Regions from separate parts of the Homo sapiens genome. Here region 1 is linked to region 2. Evidence: read pairs that join two places in POLR2A ChIA-PET (ENCODE). Cell type or tissue: A673. All regions are shown on one strand.

What was found. Peaks named below come from ENCODE experiments on the same cell type or tissue, not always from the same donor. Only the 100,000 strongest peaks of a DNase experiment are listed, where the experiment ranks them.
Region 1: POLR2A ChIA-PET joins it to region 2 with 5 read pairs; 2 of 35 experiments call an interaction of 5 or more read pairs at or near these places.

The regions. Positions count from the first base shown.
Region 1 is chr6:45,778,754-45,786,753 of GRCh38, forward strand. No RefSeq gene overlaps it. Among named protein-coding and RNA genes, the nearest start is that of RUNX2-AS1, 210 kb to the left of the region's middle. In A673, no CTCF peak of the experiment used is centred here; DNase peaks (open chromatin) are centred at 1,538 and 3,338.
Region 2 is chr6:45,003,350-45,011,349 of GRCh38, forward strand. SUPT3H (SPT3 homolog, SAGA and STAGA complex component) reads right to left here. Exons shown (of 11, transcript NM_003599.4): 6 at 304-443. Among named protein-coding and RNA genes, the nearest start is that of MIR586, 190 kb to the right of the region's middle. In A673, no CTCF peak of the experiment used is centred here; no DNase peak of the experiment used is centred here.

The sequences.
Region 1 (8,000 bases), 780 kb after region 2:
GTAAACATTTGGGTGATTTAGGATTTTTTAAGAGTAATTTTGACTCCATGCCATTTTCCTTTATGAGTCAATTCTAGGACTTTACAAATATGGCTACTTGATGGAATTAGGGATGAGGACTCACATCCTATCCTCATTCCCCAACTCTTTCCTCTCCTCCCTAATACAGGTTCCAAGGAGCATGGTTTGTAAGTCAGTGAACCAGACTAATTCCATTTTATGTGCAAGGAAACCTGGACTTAGATATAGGCATTGATTTGCTTAAGATTGCACTGTTGATTGGTAAGCATTAGAAATGGAATTTCTACTCTCAAGACCCATAGGCCATTGCTCTGGAAAGAGCATATCAGCTTCCCCTTCCTTCTTTTGGTTTAAAATCTCTTCTAGCACCTTGTAAATATTTATTGTCCATGTCTGGTGCCACTTTAGTTCAAGCTGAGAGTAGGTTTTCTGTGGATCTGCTGCCAAGGATCTCTTCTTAAACTCTACTAACTTTCTATTGTCCAAAACTTCACTCTCCAACCCTGCTTTTCCATCATCTCCTGCATGGAAGCTCAGATTGTTCTTTGTCAACCAGTTGTTTGGGCCCTGTTCACAATATGAGCAATGATTCTAGAACCTAGAGGGCTATCTAGTATCCTGACATTCATTAATGATCGCAAAAACCCACTGGATTTGGGAAGATATTTACAATGGACCTAGCACTGTGTTAGTCACATTACAAAAATTGTATTAGTTAACTCTTACAACAAGGTCTGAGGTGAATACTGTTTTCCATTTTTCAGATGAGGAAATGAGGCTCAGAGAGACTGCCCAGGAGCGGCAGAGCTGGAATCTGAGCCTCAGCCATTCTGACTCTAAAGCTATACTTTAGGCCTCCAGGCTCTCCTGACTCTCAGTCATTTGGAGCCAGGACTTCCTTATGCCATCAATACCCACATTTATTGTATAAGTAACTGTAATAATTAGGGGAAGGTGTGGGGTGGGCCGCTGCTTTTTGTAGCAGCCTAAAATGATTTTAATCTCATTTTGTAAAGCAAAGACTATGGGTGAACTTGTTCATCAAATTCTGAAATACAGGGCAAGCAGGCAGTTTAGAAGCTTGAGGTAAGTTTAGGGAAAATAAGGAAATAATACTTCTCCTAGCACGTAATAAAGTTATGGAACTCATTACCCTGAGAGGCTGTACAGACAGGAAATGTAAATGAATTAAAAAGGAGTTTGGACAAATTTATGAATGACAGAGTCATAAAAGCCTTCTAACAGAAGCTGGAATATACAAGATATGACTATGAAGCAATGAAAAATTTTTTAAAACAAACACTAGAACTTGTATATCCAAATAAATATATACTTTTCCTGCAAAGTATCTGCCTTGGGAGAATACTGGCTTATTTTAATATTACTTACTTGTTCAAAACATTTTTGAAACCCATGGAAATTTAGAGGTTTAAGTTCACCCCTCTCCTTTTGCAGATGAGGAAACTGAAACCTAAAGTAATTAAATAGCATGCTCACAGTTCTGGGCTTAGAATCCTGGTTGGCTGACTTCTGGCTTATTGCTCTTTTCACAGCCGTAAGCTGTCTCCTGCAATTGATTTCTTCAGAGTCCATGGCTAATTCTTTAGGATACCCTAATCGTGGTAAGTCTTTATCCTTTGCAAATGGGTTTTTGGAACAGCCAAAACTGATTTAGATTTAAGATTGATGGTTAAGATGTGTGTTCAAGCTGTACATTAATATTATTTGTTCAAAACCTGAGTTTTTTATTTTTATTTTTTTTAATAGAGAGGCAGTAAAGCCATGTTTCTTTTGTTCCCTATAAACTGCCTTTCTGCTAGCCACCTTCAGCCAGCCTGAGGAATGTATAGCACACCTTTTAGATCACTTTTCATAAGCCACAGCTTTGAGCTGAGTTGCTTGTGGCGCCTCCTTCTCCATTACACTTAATGAAAGCACAGCCAAGGGAACTCACTCTGTCAAGGGCAAAAGGAAGACAGTGGAGAAGCAGCCCCCCTGGGGCAAGAGGAGAGTCTTTGGAGCTCTCAGAACACCTGGAAGGAATGTTTCAGGTAGCCCAGAGCCCTATGTCAAGCAGATCAAAGATATTTTGAATAATGAAAAAGGAAAGAAGAGACTAGACAAAGCGGGGTTAAAATCTGGACAGAGACCACTGTTGTCAATGAAAAGACAAAAAAGAAAATTCAGAGCTCAGATGGAACAAAAGGAGATTTGGCTACAATTCCCTAGAGGCAGCAAATGTGTGTACCTGGGAGGGATCTCATTAAGATCCAACCAAGGACAGAGGTCACTGGGAGCTCATTGGTTTGTGTTCATTTATGCCCTGCCAGTTGAATTCACTTTGATCACTTTAATCACTAAAGGATATCCAACTGAATATCCTTTTCACTTTGATTTCTAAGGAAAATAAGGAGGGAGGGGAGTGACGGAAGGAGGGGTCAGGCATAGAGAAATCCCACAATCCATGAAGCATATTAGATGACTTTTGCTTAGGCTTGGACACTTTGCTTCCCCAAATGGATTTACAGCCCTGAACCAAAGCTAACAGAGAAAAGAAAAACATGTCACTGAAAGTAACATGTTGACATGTGTTGATGTCTCAGCCAAAATTTATAGCATAACCCAGAAAAGACACTTGAGATGCAGGGCCATGCATCCTGGCTGATGGCATGTTTCTGGAGACTACTGGTAGGCGATATCCCAGACAGGTCAAGGCCAGTAAGGAAAGTGCCCAACAGTGGCTCTAGATAGAATCACTGAGGCTCAGAATTTAACCTCTGTTTTGTGACGCTTGAAGCAGACATAACAGAAAGTCTGGATTGGGTAGAAATGGAAAAGAACAGTTTTTAGATTTGATGAAGACTTTGGAGGAGAATGAGGAAGAAGAGAAGGGATAAATATCTATCTATGTTTATACACACGCAAACACACACGCACTGAAAACACTTATATAAGTATCTACTATATATATGTGTATATATATGTATATGTGTGTATATATATATAAATGTGTGTATATATATATTTGGAGAGTGGGACATGTCCATCTCTGCAGTGTGGTGAAGGTAGGGATATGGCTGTGCAGTCCTTGTGTGTAGGTGTGTATGCACTCACAAGGACCACTGTGCACATGCGTACCTACAGACACACACATGCACACAACACACACTTTATCTCACAAAACAGAATTATTATATATGTCCTTTTTGGCTAAGAAAGGGGAAGGGGGATTGAGCCTTAGCTATGGGTAAGAAGTTGCTAATAGTAGGAAACTGCTTATTCTGAAAACTTCTGCAATTCCAGTTAATCCTATCTTGGCTCGAACCCAACTCCACAGAGTCTTGTAGGTTTTGCAGAGATAGAGAGGTTAAAAGGGACCCCAGGATGCTATTTTGAAAAACTCCTCATTTCCTGGGGCCTGCTTTGGGTTCCCGGAATGAGAGGAGGACAGCACCCTCAGCCTTGTGGAGGAGCTGCTGGGCAGGTTGTGTCCCCTTTGGGAGGCACAGTTTTGGAGGGGCTCAACGTACTCTGCTGTGTGGTGACGGTGTAGATAGGGTTATTGAATCCTTGTTGTCTTTACTTAAGAATGGGGTAGGTTTCTGGCTTAAAAATTGTTTCTTTGTTTTTGAGACCGGATCTCACTATGTGGCCCAGGCTGGAGAGCAGTGGTGCAATCACAGCTCACTGCAGCCTCGACCTCCTGGGCTCAAGAGATCCTTCCCACCTCAATTTCCTGAGTAGCTGGGACTACAGGCACAGGCCACCACACCCAGCTAATTTTTGTAGAGACGGGGTTTCATTATGTTGCCCAGGCTGGCCTCCAACCCCTGAGCTCAAGTGATCCGCCTGCCTGGGCCTCCCAAAGTGCTGGGATTACAGGCGTGAGCCACTGTACCCAGCCAAAAATAATTTTTTGGGTGCCTGTCTCTGTCCTGCTGATCACCAGACTGGACAAGCATTTGTTACTTCACCTTGGCAGATGTGTGTCTGGGTCCAAGGTGGCCAAGGCCCACAGGGCTATGTCACAGTCAGGCCACAGTGGATCTGGAAATGCTAAGTCCAGAGAGGGGACATCAGGCAGCTCATTGCCACCCGTCTCCATCTAAACCCCTGGTTCTGGCAACTTGTTTCTCAGTGTGGAATGCAATAAGCCTCTTTAGTAGGTGGCAAGTATTATTTCTTCTAAGAAAACTCATTTGTTTTCAAATTAAGCTATGTGTTTCAAATTGAAAAAAAAAAAAACTTAACAGACCCTAAGAAATAAGGGACAGTCAATGCTTGTCAGACTTGAAGGGGGCAGAGAAAACAGTAGAATCATTTGATCCATAAGTAACCTCAGGGCTAGGACAAGGAGCTGCCTACTGGTTCTTTTCAGCCTCCTGTGTGTCCCTCAAATGGAACTTTGGAAGCTTGTTGTCCCTTAACAGACTAAAACAAAATCCTTGCCACTCCCCCGCCCTACCATTTCTAAAAAGTTGAATGCAGACAGTCAACTCTGGCTCATGTGGCTCTCTTCTTGAGTTTAGACCGAAGGAACTCTTGGTTTGTGCATTCAGGTTTCAAATGAAAACCTCATCAATGAAGACTAATGGAAAAAAATAGACCTTTGGCAGGAATCTCAGAGTCTGACAAGCCTCACAGAAGATTGTGCAGCTTGAGGGTACCTTCAAAGTCCAGTGCAGGCCCTTCTCCAGGACTCTTCTCAATGGATCTTCTCATTACCTCAATCTCAAGAGCTTGTCTCTTTCCCTAAACAACTGACCGTGCCCATATTATTTAAGTACCTTAAAAGGAAACGGAGAGTAGGAACTGGTCCCGTGGATCCATTTACCTGATCCTTGTGTAATGCTGATAAAGGCAACATCTGGCCCATTTTAAATCTATGTGGGTTTGAGAAAAATGGCACCTGTCAGAAAAGAAAGCTTTTTCTTGAAGCATTTGTTCAGACTTCATATTTTTGTTTAAAAAGAACTATTATTTTTTTTTCGTCTAATCTTCAGACCAATCCCACACAGTAAGCTACTGGGCTATTAACAGGAAAATTAAGGCATGAGGTATGAAGGAACTTGTCCAGGCAGATTCATGATCCCGGACACTCAAAGATGAAGCCCAGGCCTGGGAGTGGCATAGGAAGATGAGTAAGCAGATGACCTCTAGGCTGTGCAGCTCAACCCCAAGTCCCGTATGAAACGTGAGGCAGTGCTGTGTGGTAGAAAGACAGGCACACAAGCCAGCCAGCCAGCATGGCTCTAGCTGTGTGAATGTGACCCAGTTATTTAATTTCTCTAGAGCTCGGTTCCTTCATCTTTAACATGGGAAAAATAGTGGTAATGTGACAATTTGACTTGGCATTTTGGTAGAGATTTTTGGCATTCACAGTAAATTTTTATGATACTCAAAGAAAACCATTAAAATGTCAGCTTTAATATATAGATTTATATCTGTGATGCTTGTATGTATTTGAAAGAACAGGGAAGAATAACTGGGCTATTAGCATTAATTACCACATGAAGCAGAACTTGTGAGAGGAATTATTAACTTATTCTTCATTTATCACTTTATTATTTAATTTGTTAGAAGAATCATTGATTACTTTTGTTTTTAAGGAGATCTAATAAATAAAATCTATTTATTAAAAAAATCTATTAAATAAATAAAATAATAAATAAATAAATAAAATAAAAATTAAAATCCATTTAAAAAATATCAGCTCTAAAATTTCCCCAGTATCTTCTGAGGAAGACACCTTAACACATTCCTGACTCCTACCCCATCCCTAAGCCTCATGTTAGGGATGGAGAGGGTTTGGGTTGGAATAAAGCTCAAGACGGGGTGAAGTTGAGGTAAAGTTCAGGGATGGGCTGAGGGCTACAGATCAAATGGAACATTTAATTATATGACTTCTGAGCTTTATTTAATCAAGAGGGTATACTTTAAAATGCCGTGTTTTGAATGATAAATCCCATAGGTTTGGGGGAGTTTTAAATGAGATGCTGTCTGTGAAGAGCACAGCACACGTTGATGATGGAATTACTATTAGCACTCCTTGCCTGCTTCCTTCCTCCTTCTTTCTCCTATCCTCCCTCCTTCCCTCTGGCTACTGAAAGAGCGAAAGACACTCTTACTCTTAACCCCATGCTATGCTGCCTTGTAAACTTGCCATCTCAAACACAGAGCCCTGTCATGATACAGAGGGGCTGGCACTAATTTTTCTGGTGCCTTCAGGGCACACAACCATGGTCCTCAATCATTTAAAAGATGGTTCTTGTTGCGCCTCCCCCGCATCACCTCAAGGACACTCTTCTCAAGGATCTTTTAGAACTCTGGGTTCTGCCTCATACTAGGTCATTAACTAATCATTCACTTCCCCAGCTAGGTTGAAGGACAGTGCAAGACACAGGCCAGCATTCCAGAAGCCCTGCACGGGGCTGAACTGGGCTCACAGACAAGTGAGCAAACAGTAGGGGCTTAAGGGCTGCACTGTACAGGAGGGGCCAGGAAAACTCTGAGGAAGCCAAGTTGGCTGAGAAGGCCACGTTGGCCTTGCTTGTCTGCACTGCCCCTTGGTCTCTGAACAATACTGCTCTAGGTCTGACTGGGAAGCTTGGAATAGGGTTTTGGGAGAAGTTCACATGCTGTGATTGTTTTAATAATTTAATTTTTCAGTTACCCAGAACGGCAGGGATTTTCTTTCTCCCCACAGCCTACTTTCTTTTGAGCCTGCATCCCTTTTGAGAAAGAGATTTCTGAGAAATGCATACAAAGCAGACTTGTGTGTGTGTGTGTGAAAAAACTTATCAAAGTTACCCTGCATGAGGTGGTCAACGTGACTGGCAGGGAACTTTTCTGTGTTTGGAGATGTGCCTTTCTGAGATATCCCAGGAACCTAGAACCTCAGTAATGAAGGATCTCACATTTCCCCCTGCAGGATGGAGCTGGAGCAGGTTGGCCCCAGAGATTGGATCCTGGGTTGCAGAGGAGGAAGATGCGTACTTTCCACTCTCCATGCTGACATAGACCGTTTTATATATATTTATTTTTTCATATCACATAATTTCAATCACCTTCCTGCACTAAAAAACGTAGATTTCTCCAACATCATTCTTGAGGCTTGCAGTGGATTCTATGAGATGAAGGTACATTTTCACATATGTTCAAACTTCATAGCCTGTCTTTCCCAGTGGCTTGTGATGGAGTCCTCATCAGTGTAGCGAGCTGGGGAAACATCACCGAGGAGGAAGCAATGACTGACTGGCCTGATGTGAGGTGCTGCCCCAGAGGTCCGTCTTGGCCTGAACCCCCTGAGATGAGCTGGGTCGCAGGCCCCCGATGTTTGCAGCCATGGTACATATGTGACATTTCTGCCAACACACATAATTATACTATCCCTTAATTAGTAACCCTGTCTTTATACCAGGGAAAGCTTCAGCTGCTTGTCAACAAAAATATATTTGTCCCACGGCCTTAAAAACACATACACATAAATTGCCAATTATTCCCCATTCATAGACTTTGGCAAGACACCGGAGAGCTGTTTGCTTTCCCTTAGGCCAAATTAAGACTTACCTTTCATGGCAACTTATTTGCCGGAGTAATTTTCCACCTCATTTAATTAGGCTAATTGATTCAACAGCCCTGTCAAGGGACAACGCAGTGCTGGGTGCTTGGGGCAAATTATTCTGACCTCCTTTGAGCAAAGGCCTGATTAGTCTTCCTGTTTTCAAATCCAGATCAGCCTTTTTTTTTAACCTTGTGTGTCTCACTTCGTGCCACATGGGTAAGTACATGTGGAGAGCCACTAATTTATTAAGCACTTTGAAAAGGGCTGGGTGCTGAGCCCAAGCTGGTGATTCCATCCAAGGAACAATGAGCTCACTGAAGCCTGAGAGTGAATAGAAATAACTGGATCTGGGGGAATCGTGAATTCAACAGATTCCAGCGCAACTAAGAATTGTCATTCTCTCCAGCTGTTAGTT
Region 2 (8,000 bases):
TTAATTAGAAATTAGCTTCATAAAATAAAATCAGTAAATGTCAGATCCAGAGTAGGGAAACCTAATCATTTTCAAAACGGGAAATAAGGAAACAGAAAACAGAAGTTGTTTCCCAAAGTTGATGCTGAAGGCAGATCTGACTCCCACTTCAGGGGCTGATCCTCTGCACATCGCTGCCATCAGACATAAAACCACTGACTTAGAGATTTCAGACAACATTTAAAGAACATGAGAATAGGACCAAACAGCATAGGCACTGCAATGATTGTTCTATTTCTGTAAAAAGGGAAGAATGTACTATACCTCCATTCTTTCTTGTTTAACTTCATCAATTTCGTCATCTTCAAACATTGCTAAAAGTTCTCCTGTCTGGTCAATAGAGTTGAGGAAGTCCTGAGCAATCTTTTGTCTTTTGTTCGCATTATTGCTGCCACTCAATTTGTCTTCATGAAGTCAAGGGAAAGAAAAAAAGAAATGTTCTCAATAGGTTTACATCAGCACTAATTATTACATGTATTAAATATAGTATACCAAATTCAGAATTGGGATTCTCTGAAAATAATCTTTTAAAAAATTCTTGCATTCAAAATAAAAGTATAAGTCATACAGAATTAAATAATTTTTCATGTCACAAATTAGAATGAAAGAATAGAACCAAATGATCAATTATCAAAGTAAGTGTGAAAGGGCTAATTAAATCCCTTATAAAAAGGAGAGAGTGGTGTGCTCAGATTTGGAAAAAGAATACTGTTATATAGTATTTATAACAAACACCTCTGAAATGAAATGACAATACAAAAAATGATGAGTAAGGATATGCTAGGCAAATACAAGCTAAGAAAGCAGAACTGGTAACATTAACGTTAGAAAATACAGCTCAAGACCAAAAACACTAAAGGAGACAGGGTGAAATACTATCTAGTAATAAAAGGAATTTTAAACGGCCATAAACTTTTATGTAACAAAATAATAGCAAAATGAATAACACAAAGGAAATCTTAAAAAGCACAATTATTGTGAGATATCTGAATATATATATTTTTAAATTTGACAACTTAAGGTTACAGAAGATTTAAAAAATATATATCTCTAAGCACATTAACAACTATATACATATAAGAATCTATATTATCATCTTAGGTCCATAGATCTTTTTCTTCATTTTTATCATTTCTTTTAAATTTTTAAATCAAAAAGTTTTATAAACATCTATAAATTAAAATATATTAAAATATCACATATCATTTTTGCTTGATTACTCTTTCCCATTTCCTTCCCTTTTACATGATCAGCCAAATTCCAACTCAAAATCTTGTAACTCATATTAACACCACCCAATATGTATTCTCCATGCTCATATATCCATAAAAATACATTCATTTATAGAGCTGTTTTATTCATTTATATTTTCTAGAAAAGGGTTCTTATGATATTCCTTCTATTTCTTTCTGGTCTTGCACTTCATGTTTCTTCGTCAATTAGGAAGAAAAATCCCTCCAAGTCAACTGGTACAGCCCTGATTCCTTCTTAACGGCTGTGTAATATTTTACAGTATGTATGTACCACAGCTTTCCAGCCAATCCCCTATTGATGGGCATAAACTTTGTTTCAGGTTTTTGCTACCCAGGGGAAATGCAGTAATGAACATCCCATCCATATGGCATTCTGTATGGTTGGCTTAATGTTTATGGCATAGATTCACAAGGATGGAACTACTGAGTTAAAAGGTACAAACATTTTAATGGAAGTTAAGAGATTGTTTACCAGTGCATTAACCTTCAAGTTTCCAAGACTAATGAGGAATGCCTTGTCTCTCCATGAGAAAAGCCTAATAAATGTAAAGTGATACATCATTGTGATTAAAATATTTAATTTCCCTAATGAATCTAAACATGTTTTCCCATATGTTTGTTAGCTATCTGAATAAGCCTTTCTGTTAATTGTCTAGTTTTATCCTTTGCCCATTTTCAACTGGGTTGCCTTTTTCTTAACAATTCAAAGGGCTCTTTTATATTACCCCTTTGTTATCTAAGTTAAAAATGTTTATCCTAGTCTTTCATTTGCCTATGAATTTTAAAGCATCTTTTGCCACTAAAAAATTTAAAATTTGCCAGGCGTGGTGGCTCACGCCTGTAATCCCAGCACTTTGGGAGGCTGAGGCGGGCGGATCACCTGAGGTCAGGAGTTTGAGACCAGCCTGACCAACATGGAGAGACCCTGTGTCTACTATAATCACAGCTACTCGGGAGGCTGAGGCAGGAGAATCGCTTGAACCCGGGATACAGAGGTTGTGGTGAGCCGAGATTGCTCCATTGCACTCCAGCCTGGGCAACAAGTGCAAAACTCGTCTCAAAAAAAAAAAAAAAAATTTAATTTCTATATTGTCAAATAAGTTCATTTTTTCTTTTATAACTTTTGTTTGAGATGACTTCTCTCCACTCACACAGATGGAATGGATCCTATCAGATATCTATTCTTATTTAAATTTGTAAAGGTTTACTTTGTGGCCAATTTTACAATTAAGTTTTGTAAATGTTCTGTAGATATATTGAAAAAATTCATAGACCCTCTATTCCAGATAAATACAGGTCGAAGCATATCTTGCTATTTTGCTGATTTACTATTTAGTGCTTATGGGTCTATTATGTTAAAAATTGTGTCTTCTATAATTATTCCTCTTTATCCTGTTTTATTATTATTATTATTACCCTTTATCCTTCTATAAAATATTCCTCTTTGTTCTGTTTGGGCTTTTAATGTTAAATTATAGCTTGCATGATGCTAATATTGCCACTTCCGCTTTCTTTGCATTTGTGTATGCATTTATTTACCATTTATTTGTTCATCGCATTATTTATAACCTTTCTTTATGTTCAAGTTTTATTTTTGTGGTTGTTTATAATGTCTCAATGTAAGAATTTAATCCATTTCATAATTAGTGCAATGACCGATATATTTCATTTTTATTATTTTCTCTTGCTTTATATTTGGTATTTATTTCATATTCTTGTTTTTTCCTTTTCCTTTCTTCATTTTTAATGGTTTGGCCATGTTGATAGTCCTTCCATTTCTTCTCATTGTTAATTTGAAATTGTAATATACTTTTCTATTCTGTTAACGTTTACCACCCCTTTTTCCATTTTCTTTAATGTTTACCTCGCTCTTTTCTGGTTGGACACATTGCTTGAACATATTTTAGACAACAGTTTCCATTATTATTTAAAGTAAGATATCAATTATACTCCTACCAAGAGGTAACATTTTCCCAATCAAGTAACTTTTTCTTCTAACGTTTCACCCTTTCCAGTATCAAGAGACCTTCAGAACACTTTCATTTTCCCTATCTCAGCTTCCTATCAATAGACCTTTGAAAAATTTTTACTTCACCCCTTCTCCATCTCTAAACTTTTGGCTTTCCGATGAAAAGGGGTATTATTTTTACAGTATTAACAGAATTTCACCAGTATTTTAAGAAATTTAGCGCTTATATTGCATGTTCTCACATATTGTATCATTAGAGATAAATACTGAGTCCAAACAAGATTAACTACTCAACATACTTCTTTCCTATTCTTCCTTTTTCTAACTTTGAAGTTTATCACTGGGATCTATGGATGATTTACTTTCTGCATTTGCATTTACTTTCTGCACTTGATATTTGCATATTGTCGAATATGTTTCTTTAGCACTATAGACAGATATCTTATCTTGGTTGGGTATAAAGTCCTTGGATTGCAGTCCCTTCCTCTCATGAATCGATAAATATGATTCTAGTGCCTTCTAGCTTCCGGTGTTATACATGAGAAGTCCAATTATAATGTGATTCATTTAATAATTCCTTTTTTGGAGGTAGAGGAGGCTGAGCTTTTGTAAGATTTTCTCATTATGTTTAGAGATCAAGAATTTTACTAAGACATTCCAGGTGTTTATCTACTCAACTTTTTTTACTCTGCAGTCTTGGATTATTCTTAGCTCTATAATTTATTAATAATTGCCTCTCCTCCATCTCCTACTTTTACTTTCTGAAATGCCTATCATATGCATCTTAACTCCTCCGAATTTATCCTCTATATCTCTTACCTTTTTCCCTCATAATTTTCATATCTTTACATTTTTCTATGTGCTTTGAGATAACTATTGCATTTTATTCTCCCTAATTAGGTCTGAAGAGTGACTTTTTGACAAAAAATCATTTAGTTGTGAATTACTGTGTGTTAACTCTAGAAAATCTCTTTTGTGCTACATTTGAGTCCCACTATTGTTCTCCTTACTTTTTAAAATTTAAGTTGTCATCTAATCCCAACTATTTTGCTGGCAGATATTACGTTCTGTCTTAGCTTCCTCTATGTTGGTGCATTACTCCCCTCACCCTAAGTATTCCCCCCCACTTTTTTTTTTTTTTGCTGCTTGATGGGATTCAGTTGTAATGTAATCAATGGTAAGGGTTTGAGTGGAGGATTTTAATGGGATTTTAAATGATTCCCTATCTCAATCTTCCCCTCCACCAACTCTAGGCAACCACTACTCTACACTCCATCTCTTTAGATTTGCCTATTCCAGACATTTCATATAAATAGAATAAAATATCTGGTCTTTGTGATTGGTTTCTTTCATTTAGCTTAATATTTTCAAGGTTCATCCATGTTTTAGCATATATCAGTATTTAATTCCTTTTTATAGCCAAATAATATTCCTTTATATGAATATTCCATACTTATTTATCCATTCATCCACTGATAGACATTTGGGCTATTTCCTTTTTTATTATCATGAATGCTGCTGCTAACACTCATGTACAAATTTTTATGTGAATACATATTTTCATTTATCTTATTCCACTTCTTTTGCTAGGAATGGAATTTCTGGTTCAGTTGGTAAATCTATGTTTACCCTTTTGAGGAACTTCCAAAATGCTTTCTGAATTGTCTGCACCATTTTATACTCTAACAACTTAAGAAGGTTCTAGCTCTCCATGTCCTCAACAGCACTTGTTATTATCATTTTGTGTGTTTGTTTGTTTTTAATAGATAGGGTCTCGCTCTGTTGCCAGGCTGGAATGAAGTGGTGCAGTCACAGCATACTGCAGCCTCTAACTCCTGGGCTCAAGTAATCTTCCCACCTCAGCCTCCTGAGTAGCTGGGTCCACAGGCACATGCCACTGAGACTGGCTAATTAATTTTTTTTTTCTAGAGATGGGGTCTTGCTTTGTTGCCCAGGCTGGTTTCAAAATCCTGGCTTAAAGTGATCCTCCTGCCTCAGCCTCCCAAAATGCTGGGATTATAGATATGAGCCACCATACTCGGCCTTGTTTTTATCTTTTTGATCACAGTCATCCTAGTGGGTGTGGAGTATTATATCAATGTGGTTTTGATTTGCATTTCTCTGATGGCTAATGACTTTTTTTTTTTTGAGATGGAATCTCCCTCTATTGCCCAGGCTGGTGTGCAATGGCACAATCACGGCTCACTGCAACCTCTGCCTCCTGTTTCAGGGTATTCTATTGCCTCAGCCTCCCAGGTAACTGGGATTACAGGCACACACCACTATACCCAGCTCATTTTTTGTATTTTTAGTAGAGATGGGGTTTTACTATGTTGGCCAGGCTGGTCTTGAACTCCTGACCTCAAGTGATCCACCCGCTTCAGCCTCCTCAAGTGCTGGGATTATTTATAGGCATGATTTTTAAGTATCTTTTTCAGTGTCTATTGTCCATTAGTTAATCTTCTTTGTAGAAATCTCTATTCAGACCCTTTGCCCATTTTTAAATTGGGCCACTGTCTTTTTATTGTTAAGTTGCATGCATTCTTGATATATTCTATACAAAAGTACCCTATCAGATATATAAGAAAAATTTTCTTCCATTCTGTGGTTTGTCTTTTCACTTTCTTGATGTTGCTCTTTGAAACATAAAACTTTTAAAATTGATCAGTTAATTTATTAGTCATTGTTTTGACTTTGAAATAATTGATCAAGTCCAATTTTCCCTTTTTCTTTTGCTGTTTGTGCTTTTGGTGTCATACATTCAGAATGCTTTGCCTCCTCCAAAGTCATCAACATTTATTACTGTATTTCTTTTTAAGAATTTTATAGTTTGAGCCCTTGTATTTAGGTCTATGATCCATATTGGGTTAACTTTGTGTACTGTGTTGTTGTAGGTGCCCAAATTCTTTCTCTTGGACGTGGATATCCAGTTGCTCCAGCAATATTTGTCAAAATGGCTATTTTTTCCCTATCAAATTCTCTTGAAATCCTTGTCAATATCAACTGATCCTAAATGCTCATTACTGAACTCTCATTCCATTCCATTTCATTGACAAATATGTCTACACTTATGCCAGTACTGCTCTATCGTAATTACTGTAGCTTTATGGTAAGTTTTGAAATCAGTAAGCATGAGTCCTCTGACTTTATTCTTTGTTAAGATTGTTCTAGGTATTCTAGTTCCCTCACGACCTAGATGAGTCATTTCCATATCAGAATCTGGTATTTCTATATGATTGGTAGAATCAGCGTATTCATGATTGGTAGAATCAGTGTATTCATTTCTACAAAAAAGCAGATGAAATCTGTAGGCCAAGTTGGAGAGTATTAACACTTTAATAATACTGAATGTTCCAATCCATGAACGTAGGATGTCTTTCCATTACTATCTAGGCCTTCTTTCAACAATATTTTGTAATTTTCAGTACATAAATCTTGCAGGTCTTTAGTAATTTTATTCCAAAATATTTTATTCTTTTTGATGCTATTGTAAATGGCATTGTTTTCTTAATTTCATTTTTGAGGTGTGCATAGCTGATATATTAAAATATGCTTGATTTTTGCATATTTCTCTTATATCCAGCAAACACATCGAACCAGTCTATTAGTTGTAATAGTTTTTATTGAATTTCTTAGAATTTTCTATATACAAAATTATGTTATCTGTAAACAGAGGTAGTTGTACTTCTTTTTTTCTAATCTGGATGCCCTTCATTTCTCTTTCTGACTAAACACCTGGCTAAAACCTTCAGTACAATATTGCATATAAGTGCCATTAATGGACATCTTTGTCTTGTTCCCGATCTTATAAGGGAAAGCATACAGTCTTTTACCATTAACTATGATGTTAGGTGTGGGTTTTCCATATATGTCTGTCTTAGCTCAGGCTGCTACAACAAATACATCATAAACTGGGAGGCTTAAACAACAAACATTTATTTCTCACAGTTCTGGAGGTTGGGAAGTCTAAGATCAAGGTGCCAGTAGATTTAGTGTCTGGTGAAGGCCTGCTTCATGGCTTACAGATGACATGATCTTGTTGTATCCACATATGGTGGACAGCAGAAACAGAAGAAACAAACTTTCTTGTGTCTCTTCTCAGAAATGCCCTAATCATAAAGGTTCCATCCTTATGACCTAATTTTTAATGCTTCCCACAATTCTCATCTCCAAATACTACCACACTGGGAATTAGGCTTCAACATATATATTCAGAGGGTGAGGAGGGACAAAAACATTCAGTCCATGCAATCATCTTTATCAAGTTAAAGAGGTTTCCTTCTCTTCCTGGTTTGTTGAATGTCCCTCTCATTAAACACTTTTGGAATTTTGTTAAATGCTTTTCCTACATTTATTGAGGTGATCATGTGATTTTTCTCCTTTATTCTGTTAATTTGATGCATTACATGAATTGTTTTCTAAGTTTAAAACAACTTTATATCCCTATGACAAATCCCATTTGGTCATGGTTTATAATCCTTTCTATACTTGCTGAATTCAGTTTAATGGCATTCTGTTGAGGATTTTTGCATCTGTATTAAAAAACATTGCAGTCTGGTTTTCTTTTCTTGTGATATCTTTGTCTGGTTTTCATATCAGGCTCAATCTATATTACCTTTATAGAATTAGTTGGGAAATAATTGGTATTCTTCTTTAAACATTTGGTGGAATTCAACAGTGAAATAATCTGTGACTGAGCTTTTCTTTGTGGAAATTTTTAAGCTACTAATTTAACCTTT